2 separate regions of the Homo sapiens genome follow, and region 2 is linked to region 1. A link is an interaction called in ENCODE POLR2A ChIA-PET data of the cell type or tissue named here. Cell type or tissue: OCI-LY7. All regions are shown on one strand.

Region 1 (5,000 bases):
ATGCTTGGGAACCTGTATCTGCTTTGGGCAATTTTTTTTTCATCATGGCACCAGCAGCTGTTCATTTTCACTGTAACTTTTATTATTAGTCTCTTCTGGAATGGAAGATCTAACTGTGTTTGGCTGCTGTTTCTTCACGAGCTCCTGGGATCTGGACTCCCCAAGTCAGAAGTGTAAGGTGTGAAGCTTTGTGGCTTGTTGTGAAGAGAAAGTCAGTGGTTTTGGGAAAAGAAATGGATCTCTTTACATAAGTGTGTGTGTGTGAGAGAGAGAGAGAGAGAGAGAGAGTGTGTGTGTGTGTGTGTGTGTGTGTGTGTGTGTGTGTGTGTGGAGTGGGGGAGGGGGCGCGGGTAGTTTGTACTCCATAAGCTTCTTTTGGATAATGACTTAAGGGCAAATGGGCTGTGGACTCAGTCACAGTTTGGAGTTCTGGGAATGTTGAAAAAAGTATTTTCAGAGTTTCCCAAGATATGTTTCAAGGAGAACAGTCCTAACTCGTTTTGCAAAAATTGCTGTTAAGGTCATATGTGCTTGAGAAATGCTGCATGCTATAGGCTCCACTTGGAGATTCATTATGCATATTAGTGCTTATATTACTTAGGGGCCAGTCTAAGTTCTGGATCAAAGACCCCAAGATACAGTGGCTCAAACAAGATGGAAGTTTCTTTCTAACAATCCAGAGATGATTAGTACAAGGCTGAGTAGGTGGCTTTCTGGTCCAAAGTGGCTGCTCCTGCTCTTGTCATCACATTTACATCCCAGCCAGCAGAAAGGAGAAATGGCAAGTCAAACATAGGCTTATTTCTTTAAACAACATGACTAGAAGAGACACCTCACTTCTGCTCACATCCCCTTATTCAGATCTTACATCCTCATTCCCAGCTGAAAGGGAGGCCAGGAAAAAGCATCTAGCTGGCATATATGTGTTCAGCTAAAATTTAAGAGTTTTATTATTAAAGAAAGAGGAAGAGAATGACTATTGGAGAACAACTAGTTATCTCTGCCACAGCATATTGAAGGCTTTGAGAAATCCTGCAGCTAAGAGATTTGGTCTGTTTTTGGTTTTTGTTTTGTTTGTTGATGAAAAAGCTACCAATAATCCAGAGTCATTAGTGTTCCTTGGAACATGCCTTGGGAAATGCTTTTATAGGTAACCTCAAGTCAGCGGGGTCTATTGCACTCCCCTTCCTCCAAGATCTGAGTGCTGAGACCATGGCCTTGCAAACTGCCTGATTATTATTTGGAGAGTGTCAGCTAGTGGGCTTTTCTGGAACAGAACGAGACTGGATATTGTATATGGGAAGCTGGTAGAATATTGTGCATGCAAAGCTGGTATGTTTTTGAGTTTGGAAATTCTCTGTTCTAATTTCAGGGAGGAACAGTTAGAGCAAAACAAAATGACAAATACTGCACACACCCAAGAGTAAGAGGCTCTAGTGCCAGCCCAAATATTTATACACCAGCCAGCCTCCAGAATGGGACAGAAGAACCAATGAATACCTTTTCCCTGGGGGATCATGACAGAGGTAGGCTACATTGCATGTTCCACATGTGAGAGGCATGTCTGAAATGAGGAGCAGTAGAAGGGCGGCCATTGGCAATTAGTCAAGGTTGGGAATCCTGAGGAGGCTTCTCCATGGGAACATCCCCCTGGGTCTGGGCTGAGGAAAGGAGGAGAAAGTATGAGCTTTCAGGCTAGACAGGGTTCAAATCCCAGCTCTGCCTTGTAGTAGCTGGGTGACCTTGAGCAAGCTCTTTAACCTCTCAGAGGCTCTGTTTCCTCATTTGTAAAGTGTAGGTGTGAGTCACTGTCTCCTAGGGTCATTGCAATGATCAAATATAGAAAAGAAAAAGTGTCTGGCACTCCTCCTCCTCCTTTTCATACCACAAGGACATTGGGCTCCTGTACCCAAGGTAAAATTAAGCTTTGCCTACAGTGGCTGCAGAGGGCAGTTCTAGCCCCATTATTCCTTGTCTGATAGAAGAAAGTGGCAAATCTGGCCTAATGCAATCACAGCGAGGAAGGCAGAGAAAAAACACTGGGCAAAGGGGCAGGAGAGAGGGTGAAAGCCCCAGTCCTGCTGTGAACTGGATCCCTTCCCCTCTCTGGGCCTCAGATTCCTCCAAGTTAATCGGACTAAATGGCCTGGGGTCTGTTCAGTTCATACAGTTGGTGGGCTCTGGCCTTATCCTCAGACTGCCAGCTCTTCTCTGAAAAATAGATGGAATTTTTCTTGAATTTTCAGTATGTGCAAGAAGCACGTACTTCTCCAAAATGCCTTCCTGTGTTAATTTATTTGACTAAGAAGGTTTGCAGTGACAGACACCAAACAGGAAACGGCTGTCATAGCTGCTGTCTGCAAGTTTTGTTTTTTTTTAAGGCTTTCTCCTGCACAACTCACCTTCTCTTCATGGCTTGGTATCAAGTGCTGGGGTGAATGGAAGGGAAAGGGAAAGGGAAACACATTTTTAGAAGGGAACATTTTCCTTCAAGTTCAGGGTCTACTGAAGGTTAAGGAGTATGACTATCCACAATGGCAGCGTTAGGTGGCTCCATTGCAGGGCCTTTGCACACTCAGTTCCCTCTGCCTGGAATGTCCACTCTGCTCGGTTTTTCTAGTTAATTCTACTTCTTTAGGATCAGCTCAAGCATCACTTTCTCAGAGTCTTCCAGATCCGTCTAGATTGTTTGTTGGTGCTGTGTTCTTGTAGAACCTTCCTTCAGTGCACTCATCTTGGTTTGCAATGGCATGTTCAGTAGTGTGATGTTTTGGTTAATGTCTCCCTACCCTCCTGTAACTGGACCATAAGCCCCACAAAGACAGGAGCCTTGTGGCTTGCCACCACATCTCTGGCAGCGAGCATGGTGCCTGGTACATAGTAAGCACTCAGTCCATGTCCATTGAATGAATGAGAAAACTCCCACCCCTTCCACAGCCCAGGTAGGCTGGCCACGACACAGTGTCTGTGGGATACATCTTGGCCTTGTCCCCTCGCCTGGTCAGCCTCGTCATGCAGGCCTTTTTTGCTTTCCATTCTCCAGGACTTTGTTTCCACTCTACCAAAGCATCTGATAAATTAATCCAGAGCCAACACTGGTGCCGGAGGCCCATGACAGCCCCTTCCGCAGCTACTTATAACTAACTTGGGGAGCAGGGGCCTCTGAAGACTGCGAGAACTTTGAGGCCAAAAGGAATGAGTATCTAATGGTGGAACTTCAGGTACCCCAAATGGCAGTAGAGGAAAAGGCTAACCCTGATCTTAACACTGTATCAATACCTTTTCTTGGAACTCAAAGACTCTAAGTCAGCCCCGTCTTCCAAGCCGCATTGAGGGCATTGTGCTAGCACACTGTGGGCACATGCATGTGTGTGTGTGTCTGTGTGTGCACACGTGTGCCTGTGTGTGTGTGTGTGTGATGAATTAGAGGGAACAGAAGACAAAGACATTGGTCTTGATTGGCAGACCTATAGGAGAAGGCAGGGCCCCCAGATGATCTCGTGTTGAACAACTCACCAGACTGTCCTGCTGGCAACAGCACGACGGCCTCTGGAAGCTCGCCCTTGCTTGTCGACATTACAGAACAGGATTATGTTCCTAACTGGGGTTTCATGCAGCACATGGGAAGGGCCCATTCCCTTGGGCTCCTGGGAGGTGTGTGACCTGCTGTCTTAGGCCCAGAGCCAAAGCCTGTTCTGGAACCAGAAGAGTCAGGGCTTGGCTGTGGCTTCGGAGCCAAAGGAAGCCCCCACCCAGCCAAGATCAGGTCTGGGAGGGGCAGGACCAGAATGTGACCCTTCCCTTGAGGGTATCTTGAAGGTGAGGCCTGGAGCTACAGGAAGGAGGCCCTGAGAGCCCTAGGTGGGGAAGGGCGCAGCAGAATTACCCACTGTCAGAGGGGATTCTGAGGGAGGGCCTCCTGCTTCTTAGGAAAGCACGAGTGTAGAGTAAGTTCCTGGGATAACTTGGGCAGTAGAGAGGAATTTGGGAAACAGGATGGGTTTTTTGGGAGTTTTCTGGGAGGTAAGTAGACTTGAAGGAAAGCAAACTTAAAGCAGAATGGAGTTCAGGATCCTGGAAGGTAAGTTGGCAGCACATCTTCCAAAGATGAGAGCTGTTGGTGTCTGATACCAATGCTGCCTCCAATGGGCTGATCCAAAAAAGCTCACTCTAGTTAAGCTGCCTCATTTCAGAGACAAGAAAACTGAGGCTGGGGCCAAAGGATTAAGTGATGAAACATTGCATCTCTCAAACAAAAACGTTTCAGGAAGGTGAAATCAGAGATGTGAATGTGCCATGGGGAAAATAGCTCCACAAACCCAAAATATAATCTGCCACCATAATCTCAAGGGGACCTAGGACCGATTGAGAGATTAGTTGTGTCCAGAAGGCTGTTCCCTTACCAAGCACGTGTGCACAGATAAGAGAGGTTATATAAGATGGGAGGCCAGGGAGCCAGGAGCATGCAGACAAGAAAAACATTAGTGCAGGGAGGTCACCTTGATCCGAGGAAGCCCATTGTGCTAAGATTAGAGCTGGCCCTCACAGAGGTTACAAAACAAATCAGGGTCACGGCCCTGTGGGCCCTAAGGCACACGGGAAAACAAAATCTGGAACCTTTAAACACTTTAAAATCTGGATTGAGAAAGTGAAGAGATTGCTCCTCTCTGGCAGGCTGCTCACTGGAGGTTTTTCAAGCTGAGCCAGACTGCACACAATTGTTAGTAATTTGTGATCCTGAGATACCAAATTAGTTAATTTTCCTGCATGTGAATTTTCCTTTTTTAATCCCACCTCATCTTTAGGTCCAGAATTCAGCTCCTGCTGTATTAAATCCTGTTTTTAAAGGCAAACTGTTTTTTTCTCCTGGAAAAAAAAAAGAGATAGATGCATTAACATGATCTGAAAGGCCAGATTAGCATTTTCTCCTGATAATTAAGATTCCGCACTAGACAATCACTACCTTATTTCTCCTAAGATGATAGACACCTGGCTTATGT
Region 2 (5,000 bases), 140 kb after region 1:
CAAAAATTAGCTGGGTGTGGTGGTGTGCGCCTGTAGTCCCAGCTACTCGGGAGGCTGAGGGAGGAGAATCACTTGAACCCAGGAGGTGGAGGTTGCAATGAGCCATGATCGCACCACTGCACTCCAGTCTGGCGACAGAGCGAGACTCCATCTCAAAACAAAAAACAAAAACAAGCAAACAAACAAACAAAAAAACGGGGGGACAACAAACACCAGGGCCAACTGAGGGTGGAGGTTAGGAGATGAAGACTGAAAAACTACCTACTATGCAATCCCATTCACAATAGCCACAAAAAGAGTAAAATACCTAGGAATATCATTAACCAGGGAGGTGAAAGATCTCTACTATGCTCACTACCTTGGTGACAAAATCATTTGTACACCAAATCCCAGTGACATACAACTTACCCATGTAACAAACCTGCACATGTACCCTCTGAACCTAAAATAAAATATGGAAGGAAAAAAAAGTAAAGAGCTATAACATTGTATTGTGCTCTAAAAATTAGAGGGAACAGAGCAGCTTAATTACAAGTGGCCAGTTTTTCAGCTTTATATTCTTATGCTTGTTATGAGATCAATAAAAATTATTTCCTGATTTTCTAGTTCTAAACATGCCAAGAAAACAACTGCCCTAACCTGGTATGCTAACATTAATAAATCATAATTATGTTCTCAATACTGTAATAAAAGTGTACAGCAGCCTGAAAAAAGAAATTTCTTTCATAGATATATACAATGAAAGTCACATAATATTTCCCTAGGAATGATGTTTTTTCACATGAAGTCAGCTGGCTAAATAACAACAACAAAAAGGGCTGACCACCACCCAGTTTTCATTAATAACCAGTATGTTCTACAATGATAACACATGACAAAAATACCTTTATTGCACAGGTAGCTTCTATGTGTTTCAACTTCAACCTCTGGCAAAGCCATTAAGTATGCAATTTATCTTCAGTTCTTCCTTGGCTTGGTGGTAATATTTGCCTTCAAATACTCAATGACCCTCTGCCCTCTTTAATCCCTCAACACCCTTAAAAAGCAGAAAAGCATCTGACTTTTGGTCACTCATAGCTACAAATTATACTGTAGCTGATATTCATTCATACTAAATAATTAACCTCAGTGGGCATTTCTATTTTAAGTGCCTTTATAAGTAACTGAAAAATAAAGCCTTGTTTTCTTTGTTAGAAAGTTTGAGAATCAGTAAGGAGGCAGAGGTAGTGGGTTGGGAGCATATGAGGCCTATTCCCTGGTCCTAAAGACAAATGCCTATTAGGGCGACTTGTGATAATACAGGTGAGAAGGAGAATGAATGGTCCATGGTTTGTCTTGCAGAAGTCCTGTCTTCTGGCATAGAAAGGGTTTCTTTCCTTTTCAAATCAACCATCAGCCCCTCCTTGTTGACTGTGAGCTGGACCCTTTTGCCAACCTCCCTATACCAACCCAACTCAGTCTCACCCTCCACCTCTCCACACCAACCCAACTCAGTCTCACCCTCCATCTCTCTATACCAACCCAAATCAGTCTCACCCTCCTTCTTCTTTCTGCTTGAACACTCGTAGAGGCTTAAGAATATTTTGATTTCTAGCACAAGTGATATGCTTGATAAACATTTAAAAACATTTGAAACTATAACCAAAGCCACTCCCCCTCCCCTTCTATCTAGATGTTCTGAAACACATCCCTATAGGCATCTTTATTATTTTTCTGAGTTTACAAAATCTCTGACAAAGAACTTTCTCACTGGAATGACCTTCTTCCGTAAGTGCTATTATCGTGCAACAAAAACACCCAGTCTAGTGAAAATGAGCAAAACTTTATATATTTTACAGACTTGGGATAAAAGGAGAAAAAAAAGTTTATTAATATTTTACTTTACCTTTTATTAACTGATGTAGTAGTTGTTAACAGTGGCATATACATATAGCCTTGTACATAAGAGGTGCTAAATAAATATGTATTGAATGCAAGCATGGGAGTCTGCTCAGTAACAGGAAACTAAGAATTTAATCTGCATACAATCTTTTCCACAGTAAAGTGTCATCTGAGTGCCTGATGGGACTCTTTCCAGCTCTGCCTGCCAGCCCATAATTGGCACACAGTGGGGCCACTGGTCAGCAGAGAGCCATCTTCTTCTTTATTTTTTGAGACAGAGTCTCACTCTGTCACTCAGGCTGGAGTGCAGTGGTGCGATCATGGCTCACTGCAGCGTCAACTTCCCAGGCTCAGGTGATCCTCCCACCTCAGTTTCCCAAGTAGCTGGGATTACAGGCACACGCTACCACACCTAGCTAATTTTTGTATTTTTTGTAGAGCTGGGGTTTCACCGTGTTGGCCAGGCTGGTCTTGAACCTTTGGGCTCAAGCGATCCTCCCACCTAAGCCTCCCAGAGTGCTGTGCTTACAGGCATGAGTCACTGTGCCTGGCTTAGAGAGCCATCTTCTAACAGGGGCAGGAAACCCTGTTAGCTCCGGGTTATTCTTAAATCCTGATCCTGCTTCACCCTCAGCTTGACTTTGACCCCTACCAAGGTCTCAGCTCAGTTAGTTTCAGGCCGAGCTCCTCACTGGGCCTTACATGGACTCCCTGTCATAGCCTCTGAGTCTATAGGTGATGACCTCTCTTCTTACTTCCTGGTCCAAACAGAGTTGTTTGAAAGGCTGTCCAAAATAAAATTATAGGCTCGTAGAACTCATCCAAAGCAACTGCTCATTTTACTTAGAGTACCTTATTTATTCATTCTCTTCTATTTAAATTCAAGTAGGAATGAAAGATGAAGAAGATTTTTGGAAAATCTGGGAATATGGAATGCAGAATGATGAAGTCAAGAGGATGATTCACGGATTAAGATGCTATACTTATAAACAAACCTTTAAGGGAAACCAAATGTTATCATTGTGTGTAGGTGAGTGTCAAAAACAAATGTTGAAAAATTGCAAACAATTGGCACAGCACTGGTTTACTGCATGGAAATGCACCCTTCCTGCTGCCTCCTCACAGACTCACACTCAGTATTAACACTCACACAAGAACAACCGCTAATTAGATTGAGAGACAGCATGGGTAGGGCAAGCTGTCAGGTCTTCACAGAGTCTACCCTTTCTATTTTTGCCTCTTTTAAGAGCCTTCAAAAGGTTAACATTCAATACTATGGTAAATTAAAGCCCAGCCATCAGACCTCCATAGCCAAGGAAGAAGTTAGCAAAGCATAACAACCTTGACTACAGCAAATAGTATGCAGATGCTTTGGTTTTGGTATATAAAAGGTGGTCCTGGCAAAAGACATTTAATGCCACGTACTTCATTATTAAAGCTCAATGATCTCTCATGGCATTTCTTGGCCTGGTGACTTCAATCTCATACTGAAGCACTGTGCTTTTCTCAAAATATCAAATCTGTTTGGCATTTTTAAAAGCTATTCTGTTTTCCATCCCAACAGAATTCTCTGAGGTGTTAAGGGTACCGGGAAAAGGGAGGGTAGGTAGACAAGCCATTATTACCATGACTGTAGGTAGAAGCAAAAGGGGGATTTAATATGACCCAGATCCTAAAGATTCTTGGAAGCACCTACATGCAAAAGAATTTAGCATGAGGAATTCTTTTCTGAAGACAGGGATGCTAGCTGAATTAGTGATGGACAGGTTACAATGCTATAGTCCCTCTGGAGAGGTATTTCTAGCATCAAATCTTGGCTGCTGCTTTTTCCATTTTCTTTGTTACTACAAGTCACATTATACTGTTACCTATCATTTCTTCCAGGATGCTTCCTACAACTGTTGGTTTACCATCTTAGGCCACAATAATGCTTATGAATCCACTGCCTACTGATGTTTACCCTGAGTTTTTCCAACCATTTCCTCAAGGCACCTGGAGTTCCTGTGAAACATATGTTGGAACACCCAATAATAACAATCTTCCTTTGCTTCCAGCAGGCCGGGCACTATCACTTACATACTTTTTGACAGTCACTATGGTTCAAAACTATTTGTAAGAATACAAAATAATAACATAAGGAAAGGCCACAGAGAAATAAGCAATCTGCACTGCACACACACAACTCAGGAGCGGGTAACACATCACTCCGTAGCTAAGGGCATTTGTGGTTTTGGGCTTTGAGGCTTACTGTGTGAGGGAACCTTCCAGGTTGCTGCGCTGGCTCCGATACAGAGTATGAAACAGCACTTGGAGCATGGGAAAACTTGACACATGAAGTAATCGTAATGTACTCTTTTATGATAGTACATTTATGTATGTGCATATGTATATATACATCCACACATATACATTTTTTGAAGAAATATTTCAGGGATAAATAGCATTGCAATGAATCAGTGGTATGGGGTATGTAGGAAGATGTGGCTAGATATATAAGCTGGTATGGATTCTAGGTGTAAACATCTGGAGGGAAGGGACTGAATCTTATTCTTCCTAACATCTTCAGCACCAGGCACAGTCTTGGTACATCACAGAAGCTCAGGAAATATCTAGTGACTAAATGAATGACTGCATGGCCATTGCCACTGCGGCTGTGTCAAAGCCACAGAATGACCGCAGTGGTATATAAGCCACCAATAACATAGGGAAGCCTGATAACTGCTCTCCTGGAACTTATGGGGGCAAGTTAGAAAGAAAGCAGGAACTTTGGGGTAGGAGAAAAGAATACCATTGGAATTCACTTTTTGAAACATTCTTTTAATTTTAGGTTGTGAAGGCTCTTACGATGTGAGCGACAAATTAAGAATACTAAATATCGGTTGGTAAAGCTTTCTAATTAAATTTAGGGCACAGCTGATCTGATATATATTTACATTATATATCACTGATACTGAGCTGCATGGTAATCAGAAACACACAAACAATTCACATAATGACTGTAATTAATCAGGGGTTTCTACAATCGAACATAGGCGGGTTGGTCATTTCCTCCTTTGTGTTAGTTCTCCATTTTCTTTAACCATGTAAATCTGTTTGTTTCCCACTTATACCTTGAAATT

Evidence for each region. ChIA-PET counts read pairs that join two places held together with the same protein. Peaks named below come from ENCODE experiments on the same cell type or tissue, not always from the same donor. Only the 100,000 strongest peaks of a DNase experiment are listed, where the experiment ranks them.
Region 2: POLR2A ChIA-PET joins it to region 1 with 6 read pairs; 2 of 35 experiments call an interaction of 5 or more read pairs at or near these places.

Annotation. Positions count from the first base shown.
Region 1 is chr13:41,490,750-41,495,749 of GRCh38, forward strand. No RefSeq gene overlaps it. Among named protein-coding and RNA genes, the nearest start is that of RGCC, 36 kb to the left of the region's middle. In OCI-LY7, no CTCF peak of the experiment used is centred here; DNase peaks (open chromatin) are centred at 1,792, 2,065 and 2,322; H3K4me3 peaks cover 1,429 bases; H3K27ac peaks cover 3,415 bases.
Region 2 is chr13:41,628,886-41,633,885 of GRCh38, forward strand. All of the region lies in intron 37 of VWA8 (von Willebrand factor A domain containing 8), which reads right to left. Among named protein-coding and RNA genes, the nearest start is that of MIR5006, 63 kb to the left of the region's middle. In OCI-LY7, no CTCF peak of the experiment used is centred here; no DNase peak of the experiment used is centred here.